Regions from separate parts of the Homo sapiens genome. Here region 2 is linked to region 1. A link is an interaction called in ENCODE POLR2A ChIA-PET data of the cell type or tissue named here. Cell type or tissue: A673. All regions are shown on one strand. Links, peaks and the distances in the headings refer to the core of each region. The heading gives the core; the rest is flanking DNA. Region 1 overlaps ABHD13 (abhydrolase domain containing 13). Region 2 overlaps MYO16 (myosin XVI).

Region 1 (10,700 bases), core at 1,057-9,056:
GCATATTTAGAACTAAAGCTGATAAATTTCTCCCTAGTGTAATGACTGATTACATAAAAACATAAGGTTTTTTTTTGTAAACTTTAAAGAATGATACAAATATAAGGTATGCCATGTAAGCTCGTGTCTAAATATACATTTTGTTGTATTTTCTTTTTAATACATTAATATTTAGAATAGTCATTCTACATAGCAAGGACTGACAAGAATAATCTTTAATTGTGGTGAATTTATACATACAAAATATGCCTTCCATGATATGCATTACCAACTTGTTTTAAAAAGCAAGACTTTTTACAATTAGTAATTTATAGAAAAACATTCTTAGAAATCATACTTGCTATAATTTATTTTTTCTAAATACCGGCATAAAGTGAATAAGAATGCTATTTGGCAAAAGTATTTCTAGCCCTATCTCCATTGAAAGTTTTAAATTAAGGTCAAGATTATTGACCCATTACTTCTCTGTTCTAGTTGCTTGCAGAAAGCCACTAAATATAGCTAAAATATTCAAAATATTATATGTTAAAGCTGACATAATATTACACAAAGCTCAATTACATCTAATTTTTGAGGACTGCATGAAACAACTTGGCACAATTATGACTCATAGCGTGTATTTTTATTAAGTAAATCCTGCAAGTTTCAAGGGGCTTTTTTCTAAGTAAGATTTTCTTACTTTTCTATACATCTAAATCCTACTTCCCACCTATAGCCATTTAACTGCTAAATGTGGTAATAGGTTTTGTGTCAAAAAGCTCCAGAATTCCTTCATTCCCACACTCCTACATGTAAAACTTTTAAAATCAATAAATAAGACTTCCTAAAACTGTCTTTTGATTGTAGGAGTTCTATTTCACAGCAACTGGAACATTAAAACCAAGAACATTGTTTTGTTGTTGTTGTTGTTGGATTTTGTAACTTTTATTTTCAAGAAGTCCAATAAATGATATCTTGCCTTTGATAGGTTAGATATAACTAGGTACTGGGATTTAAAATCAAAGGTGAGAATTTTTATAAAGTAGTATGTACAATCCTGCAATGATAAAAGACTTCCTAATTTAATTCTAAGTAGTGCTAATCTTCACTATGACTGCTATTAGTGGTTCAGCTGAAGACTTACAAAATCGATAGAAGCTAAAATTCTCTTTGCCACCAAAGTTACAAATGTTAAAAAGTTCAAATATGCACATCAAAGCTGCAGTAAAATTCTAAATTTCTATTTCTACATGCCATGATCCAGACTGTACCTAACAAAAACACGGTACATTTGTATTGGAAAACAGGGTCCCATTTATTTGTAAGAAAAAGCTGGATCTCAGCATTCACCAGAGCAAAATTCAATGGCAACCTGCACATAAGTCTCAATTTCACTTCTTGCCAAAAACAAAATAGAGTTTACATAAAAATAGATATAACCCAGATAACCATATACATCAGTATATGACCAGTGCTATTTACATGTAAAATGTTGCATTGCATAATTCAAGGAATAAAATACCATCATGCATTTCATTTAACTTTTAAGGTGAAAAATGCAGTTACAGAACTAAGTTTGCTTACCATGATTGTCCCAATATTTACTTAAGAAACAATACCCAAAGGTTTCTTGTTTACATATCTCTTTCCACATCTAGCTATTCATCTGTGTAACAGATTACACCACTTTAGCAACAAGAAACTTTTGAACAATATCTATTATACTGACATATTAAACTGAAGATATGAATACATAATCACACTGAAAGTTTTGATGAAAATGTATGAAAGAATCCCAAGAATTAGTTTTTCCAATGTAAAAAACTATTTGGAATATCGTAAAGGAGCAGTGAAGTCCTTTCAAAGTTTAATGTCACTCTTCAGACAGGTACAGACATAACACACTTCTAAAAGGAACATTCTTTATCATTCTGCACAAATTAAAATACAATGCAATAATCAAAAAGGGAAACATTATATAATTGTTACATTAGATGAAGTTTTTGCCATTTCTTCAGGAGAATGGCTCTTTACGACTTCTTTGATGAACTGTTCAAGTGCAGTGAAATAGCCTTGGCACTGCCATGTGTCATTGTGAGTCCCATCTGGAAAAATGGCTAATCTCTTAGTCCGAGATGGGGAGAGTTCATAAAGTTGTTTCATCATTACTGGTGGAATTAATTGATCTGAGAGTCCAGAGATGAAAAGTGAAGGCATTCTACACTGAGAGATTTTTCTGTAGGACAAAAATTTATTTTTGTAGCACCATAAAGGAAGGTAACGCATCGGAAAGAATGAAAATAAAGTGCTGGCCATATGTGGTATGCTTAAAAATGTGTTCTCCACCATAATGGCTGAAATCCTATGTGAATTTTCAGAAGCCAAATGAATAGCCACTGCTCCACCCAAGGAACGGCCAAAAAGAAAAATTTTTGTTTTATCAAGGTCAGGTCTAGTCATCACGTAGTCTAACACAGCTTCAGAATCTAAGTAGAGTCCTTCTTCACTTGCTTCTCCTTCACTTTTTCCATATCCTCGATAATCAACCAGCAAAAGGTTAACTTTGAGGTTAACCAACATAAGTAATGCATTTGGCAACCTGTGACCTATGTTGCCTGCATTCCCATGAAAATAAATTATAGTTGGGGAATAGGGTGAATTGTCTCCAGTGTATCGTATCAAAATAAGATTCAGACGTATTCCATCTTTGGTTCTGATGAAAATGTTTTCATGTGGAATGCCAGTGGGCATGGGAACATAAAGACGTGAAGAGGATGGCTGTTCTGGAAAATAAAGCAATACATCCTGGAATTTATACAGAATACCTGCTATTGATATGAATATTAACAAAAGTAAGATAATGCCTCCATACAGATGAAAAGTCACTATTAAAGGTAAAAGAGAAATACGGCAGAGAGCCCAAGACCATGAAGCCAAGGCTATTAGCCATCTTTCAACAAAGTTCCACAGCATCCAGGACTTTTCCATTGTAGCTCTCTGTAAGTATCCTAGAGAGAGAGAGGGAGAATATCAATAATTCAACGTCTATCTATTCTTTTAAAAATCCACAATATAATAAACTATGGTACTAGGCCACATGTAATTGTTAAATATGGTAATAGGTACAGTCCATCCACAAAAGTAGCTGCTATAATTTCCCTTGTCCTTTCTGTTCTCAACAGTTTCCTTTCTACCATATCCCTCCACTGTCATATTTAGGAAACACTAATATTCTTCAAATTAACTCATTTTTAACAAGTGCTTATTCTTCATATACGTGTTCTCACGGATTTGACCCAAAAAAAGTTGATGCGATAGTGTCATTTTTTTTTTTTAATGAGAAAACAGAAGCTCAGGGGCATAAGTAGACTGGCTATCATCTGCTTCTCAATGTAGAAGAGCTGGGAGGCAAACAAGCATGATTCTAGAGATTGTGGTACATCTGCTGTTAGGTTACGTATGTCCAGGGCAAACTGTACTGAAAAGGCAGTTCAGAAATTCCAACATAGCAAGACCAATCTAATATACTTTGTCAATTTTTTTCACATACGGTAGCAAAAACTAAAGAAACTAGGGTAAGGAGTTGGGCAAAACAAAATAAAACAAAAAAAAACAACTAGGGAAAGAAAGAATAAAAGTATCCCCCCTCTACCTCGAAGTTTTAATACTAAACTTAAATAATTTGCTTAAACACTAGATTCTAATATTGTATTAGTTTTAAGAAAATTATTAATGATTTATCTTTCATATGTAATTAAAAATAAATATCATATTGCTAGTGTCATGAGATCGGCAGTATCTTTTATATACTCTTTAATGAAGTTTCACGTCCTGGGGTCAATAGATTGCTAAAATGTATTGATAAGGCAATAAATACTTGAGGGTTCAGTGTGAAACAAATACACAGAAATCCTCTGAGAAACAGAGATAAATAAAGTAAAATGACTCACTGGAGAACAATTCTTAAAAAGATTACTAAAATATGTTAACTGATATAAAGAAAGTAAAAACTATTAAAAGAGAATTTTTTGTTATCAAAAGGTTTATACATGTTGTCTTAAAAAGGCAAAAGAATTGAGATATGTTACAAATTTTCTTATGTACTATTCGTCTACTTATGCTTATTTACTGAACTTTTAAAAATACTACATTTCCTTCTTTCCCACTGACCAAACTGCTATAAAGAGGTTATAGATTGATTATACAAATAATGAGTTGGATGATTTAACAAATTTGATTTTTTTCTATTATTTCACTAAACATAGACTTTTACATTTGAATTATTATTCAAATGAACTGAACCTTTTTGAGCATAAACCAACATTTTTCTGATTTCCCAGAAATCAACACTGCCACCCAGTGGTAGCAAGTTTTATTACAGTATCACATCCTCCCTGAATAACTATTTATCACTTATTTCCAGTCTCAATTGCCTTTTCAGTAGAATGAGTTTTTAAAATGCTTACCTATGAGGCTGGTCATTAGTATCAAGTAAGATTAATAATGAGATCATTCATAAATGTTACAGACATGTTAACTTTATTTGCTTTTGTGACTGGTATTTCTGGCTCTACTACTTTCTTACTGTGTTCTGCTCAAATTAGTTCTTACTTAAAAAATTATATAAAACCAGATAAAATAGCTCCAAATACACGAATAAGGCATATTTTAAAATTTGAATCTTATATTTACATTTATATCAATTTACATAGTTAAATTTTCAACTAATGAACTTTGAAAAGTTATTTTCGTTTTAGTAGCCTCTAACATCTAATTTTAGCAAATACTGAATTAAAATTTATAAGACTAGGAATTGTATATCTCTTTTTCACTATTGCATCTCTAATATCTAGTACAGCACTTTATATATACTTACGACTAAAACATTTTTAAAATAATCTAATTACATATACGAATTATTCAATTTATTTTAAAAAAAGTATTCTGAGCAGTGGGCATATATGTTTAAAACAACATCAGAAAAATGGGCGTATTTGTTTGGGTCTATTACTGGCTAGGAATAATAAGGGATAAACTTACCGTTTTCCACAAAACATTCCTGAAAAGTCACATTAACTAAACTGTTTTGTGATAAACAATCATAATCTCACAATCAGTTGTTGCACTATGGAAGTCGGAATAAAAGTCCATTCATCTTGAGTAATATCAAATGGAAGTCATTTTTAAGAACAGGTTAATAAAAATTGCTCTGGGGTGGCGGAGTGCGTGGGTATGGGTGTGTTTTCTCCTTAACATATTCTTATATTGCTGGTTTAGAGTAAGAACTCCACTCACGGATTGCCTTATTTTTACCTAACCCCACTTGCTAATAATCTCTGTTCCCTAGTCTGTATGATATATATTTCCATCTCAAAGGTGATCTTAAAGGAACCAGGACAAGTGAACAATATCAGGAAGGATTTTTAATTTACTGAATTTGCTGAAAGTATCAGCAAAGCATAATTACCATGCACCATCTGCTGAGATGTAAAAACAACTTCATACCCAGATGTTATGACAGTCAATAGAAACAAACACTGCCTCTAATAAAGTCGACTGCATGGATCCTACAGCCAGCATTATGTTTTCTATTGATTTTGTCAATAAATTAGTGTGAGTAAACGGTTAACAAAACCTTTCTCCCTCTTCAGATAAAAAATGACCTCTCCTTAACCTTCCTGCACTGTTTCCCTGGAAACCTGATAAAGGTGGGATATCAGCTGTGTTTCTAAGCAACAGTGTAGTAAAAATGGCTCCTACTGATGAGCTACATCTGGACTGAGAGGACAGTGAGCAGGGCTAAACATGCCCAGTGGGAAGTATAAACAGGGGCTTTTCTGAATTGAATACGACCTGTAATTGGCTTGTCATTTGCTTAGTCCTGGATGCTATACTCACATGCTGTCACAAAAAGACACTGTTTCCTGTGGAGCATGAAGCAGCTAAGCCAGGGTGGTGCTCACTCCCACCCTTGTGTCATTTTCCACTAGACCTGAGCTATCATCTGGAACAATATACCTAACACTGACATGTTGGGTTTTCAAAAAAGCAGAAAGGCTGATGCACAGTACGGTCCACTATGGTATACTGGGTCTTGTGAGTATCAATGTCCAATTGACCCCAAGACCACTGCTACTAGTCATGAAGAATGAGTGAAGCAATCAAGTATGTCCCATGTGGTAAAACACCTATAAAACGTGTCTTCAGAGGAGATGTATTATTTGTTGGGTTCTTCTGCATGTGAAATCCATTTGCTGATAACATCTTGGCATCATAAAAATCAGGAAAAAGGATGCATTTAATACACTCAAACTTATACCAACTAGAAGGGCTGCTGAGTAGGAGAGCCAATTAGACCTGTTCCATGTAGAATATAGAAATGTAGATAATCAATAACTTCTCATCTTCCAGTCTTCTTTTACATCATTATTGTATGTATTTTTAACCTTATGTCTACATCTTAAATGAATACCTGACAGTCCCATTTCTCAATTTTCTGTTTGCTATGTTATCAGATCTGGTATTACATGTCAGACATTTCTAAAACCCACCAATCTGTGGTTTTAACCACCGCCAGTAACTCCTTAACCATTTACTATCTGAGAACTTGCTGACTGACTTCTCATAATGATCTCTCATACAATGTAAACTTCACTTTAAAATAAATCTAGTGGATTTTTCTCAATCCACACTGCAACACCAGACCCCCAAAGTGTCATCTGCTATTGGCTTCTCCTCTACACTCAAATTGCTGTTTCTCTCTGCCCTATACCCCGAAAAGCAGGCATTTTCCAAGGTCTTCTCCACTCATTTAGGATACTATGTTCTTTCCCTCAGTGATTTCATTCCTTTTCATGGCTCCAATTATCACACCTGTGTATGAATTATTCCCAATCTACAAGTCTACTCTTCATCTACAATCTCAATTTACCTGTTCCTCACGTACCTGATGCTTCACTGATATTTCAAACTTATCCAAAACTAAACACATCCTGCTCCCTTCCCAACGTTTTGCAGACTTTATGCTAATTATACACAAAAAAAGCATGATGTGTAAACAAATACATTTTTTAAAAACCCAGGATATGTAGCTAAGATTTAAGTATTACAGTTTATTATAACCTGTACCAGTCTTGTATTTGAATGAAAAAAAAATCAACCTTAGAAACAACTTTTGTGCTTTCTAAATGAAGTGGTTTGAGGTGTCACATTGATATTAGTGAGTGTGTCTCAAAAAATAATCTACTGAAAGCATAACTAATCTTTATTATCATGTACTGTATAAATTAGATATGATTGTTTTCCTTTTACAAGAATGGTTTTGCAGTATTAGTGACATCCTGCTATACTACATAAGTAGTTTGATCATCTGATGCAATTTAATATATGGTGCTCATCTTGAGGATTTATGGTCCTAATTGGCTGGTTGTAGTCACCTCTAGTGCTCCCTACTTACTGTCTCTAAATTTAAGTCCATGACGGGTATACAATAAACAATTTGAGACTAAAAATAAGAGCCGTCTAGAACTGTAAAGCTCTCAGACCACCTTGCTGGCTAACAGTGTTAGCTGGATGGTAAGTCAGCTAAGGGCATGAGTGATGGCCATGCTTCTCTGATGTCTACTAATCATCTCCTGTGTTCATATAGGATCACGAATGGTTCCATTTTTAAGGAAAAATATTTCATTTAAATAACTATTTTATAAACTGATGCTTTAGAAAAAGAGATCAATATTGAAGTCATGCCCACTACGAATGGTATGAGTCCTCAGAATATCACTGCAGGCTCCCAGGGGAGCTGTGAAACCCAGCGTGGACCACTGAAGCAGGCCTACAGTTGATTTCCCAGCCTCTTCCGTAAGAGATGGTCATCAGATTCCAATGCATCCTAGTATACTATACAGTCCTTGCTCTCAAGTAGCTTGTGATCTACTCAGTAACGTTCAAGCAACTCTTGAGGTACTCGGGAGACAGATATGGATATAAATAACTACATACCTAACGTAAGTTCATTTAATTATAGAGCAGACAAAGAAAAATCAAAGAAAGATGACAATTGTCATTACATATAGCAAAGGAAAATCAAAACCTTAGCTGTATCTTTCCTTCACAACATAATTTTAGTAGTCTCTGGATTTCATCAAGGTTGATTACTTAGAGAAACCAAGTGGAAACTTATGCAATGTTTTAAAAGCAGGACAAAACATAACTCCAGGATTAAGAATCTCTATTACTTTCCATCAAACAGCTGTCTGTGACACTTATTTTTATTCATTTAGCACGATTATTCACAGAAACTGCAAGTATTCAGCATAATCTAAATAAATACTTGGCAAGGATAGCATAGAGGAATTTAGAGCTGTTAAACTGGATGAACTTTGAGGGCTCTATTAAATCTGAGATCTTTCTATGCCAGTGGTTCTCAAAAGGTGGTCAGAAACCTGAGGGTCCCCAAGACCCTCTAATGGGGTCCACAAGATCAGTATTATGCTCATAATAATACTAAAATATCATTTACTTTTTTCACTGTTTGACACTTGCACTAATGATGCATAAGCAATGATGGGTAAAATTGCTGGTGCCTTTGTAAGAATCAAGGTAGTGGCCTCACGTGTTGGAGTCACTGTATTCTTTATCACCATGAGCTCACGGTAAATGAGGGAATAATCCAGTTTTACTTAAGAATGTCAAAGAAGAAGCAGTAAAAATTATTTTATCTCAACTAACAAGTACACATCTTTTTAACACATTGTGTGACAAATGTGTGACAACACTGGAAGTGCACATAAAGCATTTTGTGCTATGTATTGAAATACATTTGAATTGTGAGCTGAACTAGCTGCTTTGTTCAGGTAACAACATTTTTATTTAAAAAGACAACTGACAAACTATGGTTGTTCAGACTTAGAGGTTTGGCAGATATTTACTAGAAAATGAATGAGGTTGCCAATAGCTCCTAGACACTTAAGGGACCTTTTTGATGGCACTGTGGTAATCTATTAATATTAAACATGTCACCATTTGGAAAAATCTGCATAACTCCATAAACCAATATATTCCAAATGACCAATGAATGGTGTCACAAAATCAAGCAAACGTGAGTAAAAAATTCACTACAAACCAACAGATTTTGATGTAACAAGAGACAACAATTTCTCTGATGTAGGTTTCAGATGGCACAATATAACTGACCTTTAAGGAAGTGCCTCCTGTTGGGTGATGGAGTCGTACCAACGAGTACCCACAATTCTCTACTACAATACTCTTCCCTTTACAACTACAAATTTGTGTGAGCCTGACTTTCTTCATGTTTCACTTTAAGAGCCTAATAATCTGCCTGTCTTCTATGAGGCAGACATTAAAGATAATTACAAAAATATAATCCCACACCTCTATTTTTTGTAATTACAATTGTTTTATATAAAATTTTATTTATGTGAGTATGTAATGAACTTACTACTGCTATTTTTAAATGAATTAAAACTTCCAGTTTTCCAATTTTAATTTATACACTTTATAAACTTCCAGTTTTCCAATTTTAATTTATACACTTTATAAACTTCCAGTTTTAATTTCTAACACAATAAATATCTATATAATCCACATACATACAAAAAAATCTTTGGGATCTTTACATTTCTAAAATGTAAACGGTCTGAGACCAAAAAGCTTGAGAACCACGGTTCCATACTATTTAACCATATAACTGTATTGCCTTATGCCCCAGAGACTTGCCTTCTTCAAATTAAGAAAGATATATTACATTTTTTTAAATCCTTTCTGCATTATAACATATATAAATATATTTAAGGTTTTTACCCAGTAATATTTTCTCCAAAAACTAAAAATAAATAAAAACTTATATATATCAAGAACTGAAACTCAAAAGTATAGGAGTAAATACATTGTAATTATTGCCGTAAGGTTAGTAGGAGAATAAATTAGACAAATCTATTGTATCATAGATAACATTTTACAATAAAAATTGTATTTTAATGAAGGTCAGAACTGCCCTACAAATTAAATTCTAGTTATTCTAATTATTTTTAATTAAAAAGTGTACATTGGGCCAGGCATGGTGGCTCATGCGTGTAATCCTAGCGCTTTAGGAAGCCAAGACAGGTGGATTGCCTGAGCTCAGGAGTTTGAGACTAGTCCGGGCAACATGGTAAAACACCGTCTCTACTAAAAATTACAAAAAATTAGCCGGGCATGGTGGCGCGTGCCTGTAATCCCAGCTACTAGGGAGACTGAGGCATGAGAATCACTTGAACCCAGGAGTCGAGGTTGCAGGGAGCTGAGATCGTGCCACTGCACTCCAACCTGGGTGACACAGTGAGACTATGTCTCAAAAAAAAAAAAAAGTGTACATTGTTTTGCATATTGTATATCGAGTTACGGATTCTGCCACCAGCAAATGGTCTTTTAAAAATACAAAAAAGTGCATTACCCATAGTGAATTACAATGAATTTCCGAAAAACAATTTGGCAAAAGGCTAAACAATTTCAAATACAATTAAAAAGTCCTAAGTCATAAAGGCACTATTATTTCTTTAAAGATCTTTAAGTCCATCCTAGATTGATAATTTTGGGAACAGCTTGTTTAAAAATAAAAACTGTTCATACATTTAAAAAAAATGTGCAGGTTCAAGTGAAGACTGTAAAAAGTGGAAAGGGAGTTCGTGTGTCAATGCCGACATCCACATCCCAGCAGAGAATGA
Region 2 (8,000 bases), core at 1-8,000, 710 kb before region 1:
CTGTACTTTTCTCTGATAAATGTGTTAATCTGTTTAATAGCTAAAACTCTGAATTAGAGACATTAGGAATATGTTTTGTTATTATTATCTCCAATAATATTCTCAAATAAGAAGAAAAGTGGTTAGAATCTATCAGAATATTTAGCTATAATGAAATTTAGATTTTTATTTCCAAGATGACACATTAGAGGCATTCAGTGTGCCTCAGCCACCTGGAAATAGCAAGATAGTACAGAAGGATCAACCCAATTAAAACCCCATTTTAATTCAGTAAGGAAAACAGGAATCTAGCAGAATTGTGAAGACACCCCAAATCCTGGAGAGGAGGATACCAGCAAACAGCCTCAATGATGGCATGTGACTAATAAAAGTGAGCGAAGCCCCAGTGCATGAGAGAGGCAGAAAATATCCCTCTGTGACTCCCCTTTCCCCCGGGGACCCCAGCAACCCTGGCAGAGGGAGAGCACTTTGTTTTTCCCAAGCCCTGAAGTTAACTCGGGGAGTTACCTGGCGGAGAGGCTTGGAAAGATGCTCTGAGAAAAAGATGCTGGGAAAAACTCAGACATTCCCCAGACCCAGGACTGGGAACAGGATGCCGTTTTTAATCCAGGCACCTACAAAGGCAGCCATTCTTTAACAACCTTGCACTGTGGCTGTGCAGGCATATTAGTCTTGGGCCTGAGATTGGAGAGCCTGCTCTGGAGTGGGGTAAAGGCCTCCACAGCCAGAACTGTGAAAGTACCTCAGCAGTAGATGCTTTGTGCTCTCTCCACAGGCCTGGGGCAAGAGGGGAGCTGCTACAGGTGAAGTTTCTCCTGAGCGGTGAGTCTTGCAGCCATGGCCAGCCTGGTGACCTGGATCTGATCTGTGTGTGCCATTGATGGGTTCACCAGCCTACTCCCCTGAGATTGTGGTGCAGCAAGGCTCTCTCTGCTCTATGCACAGGCAGATCTCTGGACATTTGGAACACTCATTCACCTGGTTCAGCAGTCTGAGCTGTCGCACCTTACCTGAACATAGATGGTGGTGCAGTGAGATCCTCTCTGCTCCATGCCTAGGCTGATCTTTAGGCATTCACAGCACCTGCTTGCCTGGAGAATGCCTGTTCAGAGAACTTCGTGCAGGGGGTCCCTCTCTGCTCCATGCCCAGGCAGATCTCCAGGCATCTGGAGCACCCACTCTCCTGGAGTAGGAGGTTAGGCCACCCCCACATCTCTCTGCAGAGAACTTGGGGGCTAGGTGGTTTCCCAGCTCCATTTCTAGGCACTGAGCGCTTGGTGGCCATCCACTGGATTCTCCCTTAGCATTGGGGTTTGTGCCTGCCAAGAGGGGACCTGTGGGTGGAACTGCCCAGTCCAGCCCTTCCTGGCTCCTGACCCCCAGGGCTGAGCAGTGAGCTCAGACCACTGTGCATTCCATGGATCAGCCCAGTGCCTGAGGCAACAGAGAGATTCAGCCAGCAAACAATAAGCAAGTATATATGAATGTTGGCCTCAGACAGCTCTTAGCTATAAGCACCAGCTACAGGCTTATAGGATGAACTGCAAAGTTCAGCATAAAACCTGCCAAAAAAAAGTACATAGGTGTACACAGGCAAAGCCAAAATACTGTACCCAACATTCTCTACAGTCACACCCCTAGAGAGGGGGAAAAGGGAGAGGAAAAGAAAACACAATAATAATAATAATAATTAACAACAACAACATTATAGGGAAAGAAAGAAAAAAAACACATGCATAAAAATAATTACAAAAATTAGAAGTGCCAATTTCTCCACATCAGAAGAAACCACTGCAATAATTCTGCTACCACAACAAATCTGAATGTAGTGACACCACCAAAGGATTGCATTAGCTCTCCATCAATGGTCCCTAACAAAAATGGAAAGTCAGAAATGACAGGTAAAGCATTCAAAGCATGGATTGCAAGGAAGCTTATTGAGATCCAAGACAAGGTTGAAAATCAACACAAAGAAAGTTCCAAAACAATCAAGGAAATGAAAGAAGAGATAAACATCTTAAAGAAATCAATCAGAGATTCTAAAATCAATCAGAGTATCAGAGGTTCTGAAATTTAAAAGCTTACTTAAGGAAAGTCAAAATACAACTGAAAGCTTTATCAATAGATTGAAGCAAGCAGAATAATTTCAGAGCTTGAAAGCCAGTCTTTTGAGCTAACACAGCTGGCAAAAATTAAAAAAGAATTTTAAAAAATGAGCAACGCCTTTGAGAAATATGGGATTATGTAAACCAACCAAACCTATGAATTACTGGCATTTCTGAAAGAAAAGAATATAAAGTAAACAAGTCGAAAAATATATTTGAAGGAATAATTCAAGAAAAATTCCTTAATTTGGCTAGAGAGGTGGACATCCAGATACAAGAAATCTAGAGAAAACCTGTGAGATATTATATAAAATGAACAACACCGAGGTATATAGTTACCAGACTAACCAAAATCAATACTAAAGAAAAAAAAATCTGAAAGCCAGCTAGAGAGAGAGAGAGAGAGAGAAAAGCAGATCATATACAAAGGGGGAACCCCATCAGGCTAATGGCAGACTTCTCAGCAGAAACTTTACAAGCCAGGAAAAATTGGGGGTCTGTTTTCAGTATTTTTAAAGAAAAGAAATTCCAACCAAAAATTTCGTATCCTGCTCAATTAAGCTTCATTAGCAAAGGGGAAATAAAATATTTTCCAGGCAAGCAAGCATTAAGGGAATTCATTACACATAGGCCAGCCTTATAAGAGACCCTTAAGGGAGTTCTAAACATGCAGACAAAAGAACAATACCTGATACCAAAAAAACACACTTAAGTACATAGTACACAGACACTATAAAGCAAGAACACAATAGAAATGGCAAAGCATAGAGCTAACAGCTTCATGACAGGATTAAAACCTCACATATCAATATTAACCTTGAATGTAAATAGTCTAAACACAATTTACACTCTTAAATGTAAGAATTTAAAAGGCACAGAGTGGCAAGTTGTATAAAAACAGAAGACCCATCCAACTACTGTCTTTAAGAGATCCACCTCACATGTAACAACAGCTATAGAATCAAAGTAAAGGGTGGGAGAAAGATCTACCAGGCAAATGGAAAATAAAGCAAAACAAAACAAAAAGCAGGGATCACTATTCTTATATTAGATAAAATATATTTTAAATCAGTAACAGTAAAAAAAGGACAAAGAAGGCATTATAACCACTCCTACAGAAATACAAATGATCCTCACAGACTGTTATAAATAGCTCTATGTGCACAAACTAGAAAATCTAAAGGAAATAGAAAAATTCTTGGAAACATAGAATCACCCAACATTGAATCAGGGAGAAACTGAAACACTGAACAGACCAATACCAACTTCTGAAATTAAATCTATAATAAAAAACCTACCAACCAAAAAAAGCTCTGGACCAGACTGATTCACAGCAAATTTTTACCATACAAAATACAAAGAAGAGCTGGTATCAATTCTAATGAAACTATAGAAAAAATTGGTGAGGAAGGACTTCTTTCTAATTCATTCTACAAAGTCAGCAGCACCCTGATAACAAAAGCTGGCAAAGACAGAATTTTAGAAAGAAAGAAAGAGAAAGAGAGAGAAAGGAAGGAAAGAAGGAAGGAAGGAAGGAAGGAAGGAAGGAAGGAAGGAAGGAAGGAAGGAAGGAAGGAAGGAAACTATAGCCAATATCCCTGATGAACATAGACACAAAAATCTCAACGAAATACTAGCAAAACAAATTCAATAGTACATCAAAAAGTTAAGTCACCATGATCAAATAAGCTTCATTCCTGGGATGAAAATTTGGTTCAATATACACAAATCAATAAATGTGGCTCACCACATAAACAGAATTAAAAACAAAAATTACATAATCATCTCAATAGATGTGAAAAAAAGTTTCTGATAAAATCCAACATCCCTTCATGATAAAAAAAAAAACCCTCAAGAAACTAGGCATCAAAGGAATACACTTCAAAATAATAAGAGCCATCTATGATAAACCTACAGCCAACATCGTACTGAACAGGCAAAAGTTGGAAGCATTCCTGTTGAGAACTGGAACAAGCCAATGATGCCGACTCTCAACACTTCTATTCACTAGGACTTCATAGTACCAGAAGTCATAGCCAGAGAAATCAGGGAAGAGAAAGAAAAGGCATTCAAGTTGGAAAAGAAGAAGTCAAACTATCTCTCTTTATTGACAATTTGATTCTATGCCTTGAAAACCCTGAAGACTCCACCAAAAGGCTCCTGAAGCTGATAAATGATAGACTTTAGCAAAGTTTCAGGATATGAAAGTTATGTAGAAAAATCTGTAGCATTTCTATACACCAATAATGTTCAAGCGGAGAGCCAAATCAAGAGTGCAATCCCTTTTACAAATGCCACATGCAAATACCTAGGAATATGTATAACCAAGGAGGTGAAAGATCTCTCCAAGGGTAACTACAAAACACTGCTAAAAGGAATTACAGATGACACAAACAAATGGGAAAACATTCCATGCTCATGGATTAGAAGAATCAATATCACTAATATGACCATACTGCCCCAAACAACCAACAGATTCAATTCTATTCCTATTAAACGACCAATGTCACTTTTTACAGAATTGGAAAAAACTGTTTAAAATTCATATGAAACAAAAAAAGAGCACGAATAGCCAAAGCAATGCTAACAAAAAGAACAAAGCCAGAAGCATCACATTACCCAAGTTCATACTATACTCTAAGGCTAGAGTAACCCAAACATGATGGTACTGGTACAAAAACAGACACATAGACCAATGGAACAGAATAGAGAGCCCAGAAATATAGCCACTTAACCACCGTCATCTAATCTCAACAAAGTCAGCAAAAGTAAACAATGGAGAAAGGACTCCCAATTCAATAAATAGTGTGGGGATAGCTATCTAGCCATATTCAGAAAAATTACAATGGACCCCTATCTTTCACCATATATAAAAATTAACTGAAAATGAATTAAAGATTCATTTTATAATACCTGGTAATTCATAAATGTAATACCTGCAGCAATAAGAATCCTAGATGAAAACCTAGGAAATGCCATTCTGGGCATGGACCTTGAGATAGAATTTATGATTAAATCCTCAAAAGCAACTGCAACAAAAACAAAAATTGACAAGTGAGAGAGACCTATTAAACTAAAGAGCTTCTGAACAACGAAAAAAACTATCAACAGAGTAAACAGGCAACCTACAGAATGGAAGAATATATTTACAAACTATGCATTTGACAAAAGTCTAATATTCAGAATCTATAAGGAACTTAAACAATTGAACAAGCAAAAAACAAATAACCCCTGTGAAAAATGAGCAAAAGACATCAACGGACACTTCACAAACGATGACACCCAAGCAGCCAACAATCATAAGAAAAAATGCTTTTCATCATTAATCATCAGAGAAATGTAAATGAAAATCTCAATTAGCTACCATTTCATACCAATCAGAATGGCTATTATTAAAAAGTCAAAAAACAATAGACATTGGTGAGGATGAGGAGAAAAGGGCTTGCTTATACACTGTTGGTGGGAATATAAATTAGTTCAGCCACTGTGGAAAGCAGTTTGGAGAGTTCTCAAGAAACTCAGAACACCATTCACCACTGATAACACCATTTCCTTTGTTATCCAAAGGAAAAGAAATCATTCTACCAAAAAGGCACATGCACTCACATGTTCTTTGCAGCATTATTCTCAATAGCAAAGACCTGAAATCAACCTAGGTGCCCATCAACAGTGAGTTCAATAAAGAAAATGTGGTACATATACACCATGGAATACTACACAGCCATAAAAAAGAATGAAATCATGGCCTTTGCAGCAACATGAATGTAGCTGGAGGACATTATCCTAAGTGAAATAAGTCAGAAACAGAAAAGCAAATATCACACATTGTTACTTATAAGAGGGAACTGAACACTGGGCTCATGGAAATAAAAATGGCAATGGTAGACACTAGGGACTACCAGAGGTGGGAGGAAGGTATAGGGGAAAGAGCTGAAAAAATAACTGTTGCGTACTATGCTCAGTACCTGGGTAAAGGGATCATTCGTACCACAAACCTCAGCATCACATAATATACTCAGATAAAAAAACCTGCACAGGTACTCCACAAATCTAAAACAAAAGTTGAAAAATAAAAATAAAATAAAATTTAGTAAGATCTATTTCCTGGGGTTATTGCAGGGATGCTTTTAATCTCATACACACACACATACACACACACACACACACACATCCAAATAATCGATCTTACATTATCGATATCTAATATATCTTAAAATAACCTAAGTCCACTGTATACTCTGGACTTACAATGAAGAGAAACAAAGAGCTTCTTCATTTCTTCAAGTAGGAAATATATTATTAGGAAAGAACAACTTGTTTAGTCCACTTCTGAGACCATGTGGATCAGATCAGCTGAAAGCATGCTCTCAGGCATTCCTGTCTGCATAACAATTCTTTATTTCTATCTCTGTCTATTCTCATTGAAGTTAATCTCCTACCAATTCCCAGAAGTCTTCTGTCCTCCAATAGCAATGCACTCCATGCATCTTGCCACACACAGTTAGTGAATGAAAGACAGAAGGAATGCCTTGGTATACTCTTTCTTTTGCTTGGATTTTCCTGCTCCACCAAGAGAACATTCTCATTCTGAAAATTCATCATGAGGACCTTCTGTTATTTGTAGCTCCCCCTGATGCCTTTCTCTGTCGTTCGCAGGCACATCCTCCACCTTCTGAATGCCAACATCCTCCAAGGGTATCTCTACCGTGGAATTCATCATGGGGTAGATATTGTCAGCTCAAAAGGAGAGCTGACATCTCAGGAAGTAAGGGACAGTCCATGGGCCCCCCACAGACTGCCACCTGATTCTCAGTGTCTGTGGGAACTTTGGCTTATTTTATTAATCAAGAGGTTCTGCTTCAAAGGACCAGTGCGGAAAGGGGGCACATTATTGGCCCTAGAAACTATGTAAGCCTGACGATCAAAAAGTCACTATCTCAGTGGGAAGGTATACCATGAAATCTCTGCCCACAGATGCACAGCCAGACAACAAGGAAACTTATCTTGGGTAGATACTGGGTGGGAAAATAAATGTCTATCCCTGGAGAAATCATGGCCACAGCCAGCCCTCTCTTGGTTTGAGAGGTTTCAACATAGACTGCACACGTCACCTGATCATTTTAATGAAGGAATTTAATGAATGTATTTATGGAATTAACATAAAAATAGTCCTTGGTTGGTAACACTCCGGAGGCCTTGACCAATGCCAAAGCAATCTCTAGAGAGCTAACCCTTGACCTAGGCCACACAAGACCTTCTCAGCCAAGCCAATGAGGAATACCAAGTCACACCCCAAACCACAAAACATGGAGAAATAATCTCACTGAGCAACCATCGGCAGGCAGAATAAGCAGCAGTAGGAGAAGCTCAATTACTTCACATATACGATGATTGCTTATAGATTATGTAATAAGCAGGTTTTAACAAAACAACTATGGATATAAAAAGAACTAGAAATATGAGAAAAGAACAAGAAACAGTATTTGAGAAAAAGACAGATTTGAAAAAGAACAAAGTGGAACTCTTAGAAGTGAACAAAAGTCATTGAAATTAAAATGCAATGCATGAGTTAAACTTCACATTAATCACCGTTCACAAAGGAATGAAGTGTAAGAAAGCACTGCAGAAATTATCCGGAATGAAGCACAGAGTGATACAGAAATGGAAAATGTAAAACAGAAATTAGAGGAGCAGAGAGAATCAGAAAGGACAGCATGTTTCTAAAAGGAATCTCAAAAGAAAGGAAGAAAAAAATGAAGAAGGGGGAACATTCACAAGGATCATGGCCAACAATTTTTCGAACTGGTAAAGTAAATGCATCAGATGATTTGCAAATCAGAAGAAGCCTTAAGCAGGATTAATTTTTAAAAACTAATATCTGGGGTTCCTGTGGTA

What was found. ChIA-PET counts read pairs that join two places held together with the same protein. Peaks named below come from ENCODE experiments on the same cell type or tissue, not always from the same donor. Only the 100,000 strongest peaks of a DNase experiment are listed, where the experiment ranks them.
Region 2: POLR2A ChIA-PET joins it to region 1 with 6 read pairs; 1 of 35 experiments calls an interaction of 5 or more read pairs at or near these places.

What each region holds. Positions count from the first base shown.
Region 1 is chr13:108,221,486-108,232,185 of GRCh38, reverse strand. It overlaps ABHD13 (abhydrolase domain containing 13), which reads right to left. Exons shown (of 2, transcript NM_032859.3): 2 at 1-2,987. The coding sequence starts at 2,967. The coding sequence ends at 1,954. Among named protein-coding and RNA genes, the nearest start is that of ABHD13, 8.4 kb to the right of the region's middle. In A673, for the core only: a CTCF peak has its summit at 4,333 (motif pointing left); a DNase peak (open chromatin) is centred at 4,335.
Region 2 is chr13:108,931,773-108,939,772 of GRCh38, reverse strand. The region is part of intron 16 of MYO16 (myosin XVI); the gene reads right to left. Among named protein-coding and RNA genes, the nearest start is that of MYO16-AS2, 170 kb to the left of the region's middle. In A673, for the core only: no CTCF peak of the experiment used is centred there; a DNase peak (open chromatin) is centred at 3,532; H3K27ac peaks cover 2,736 bases.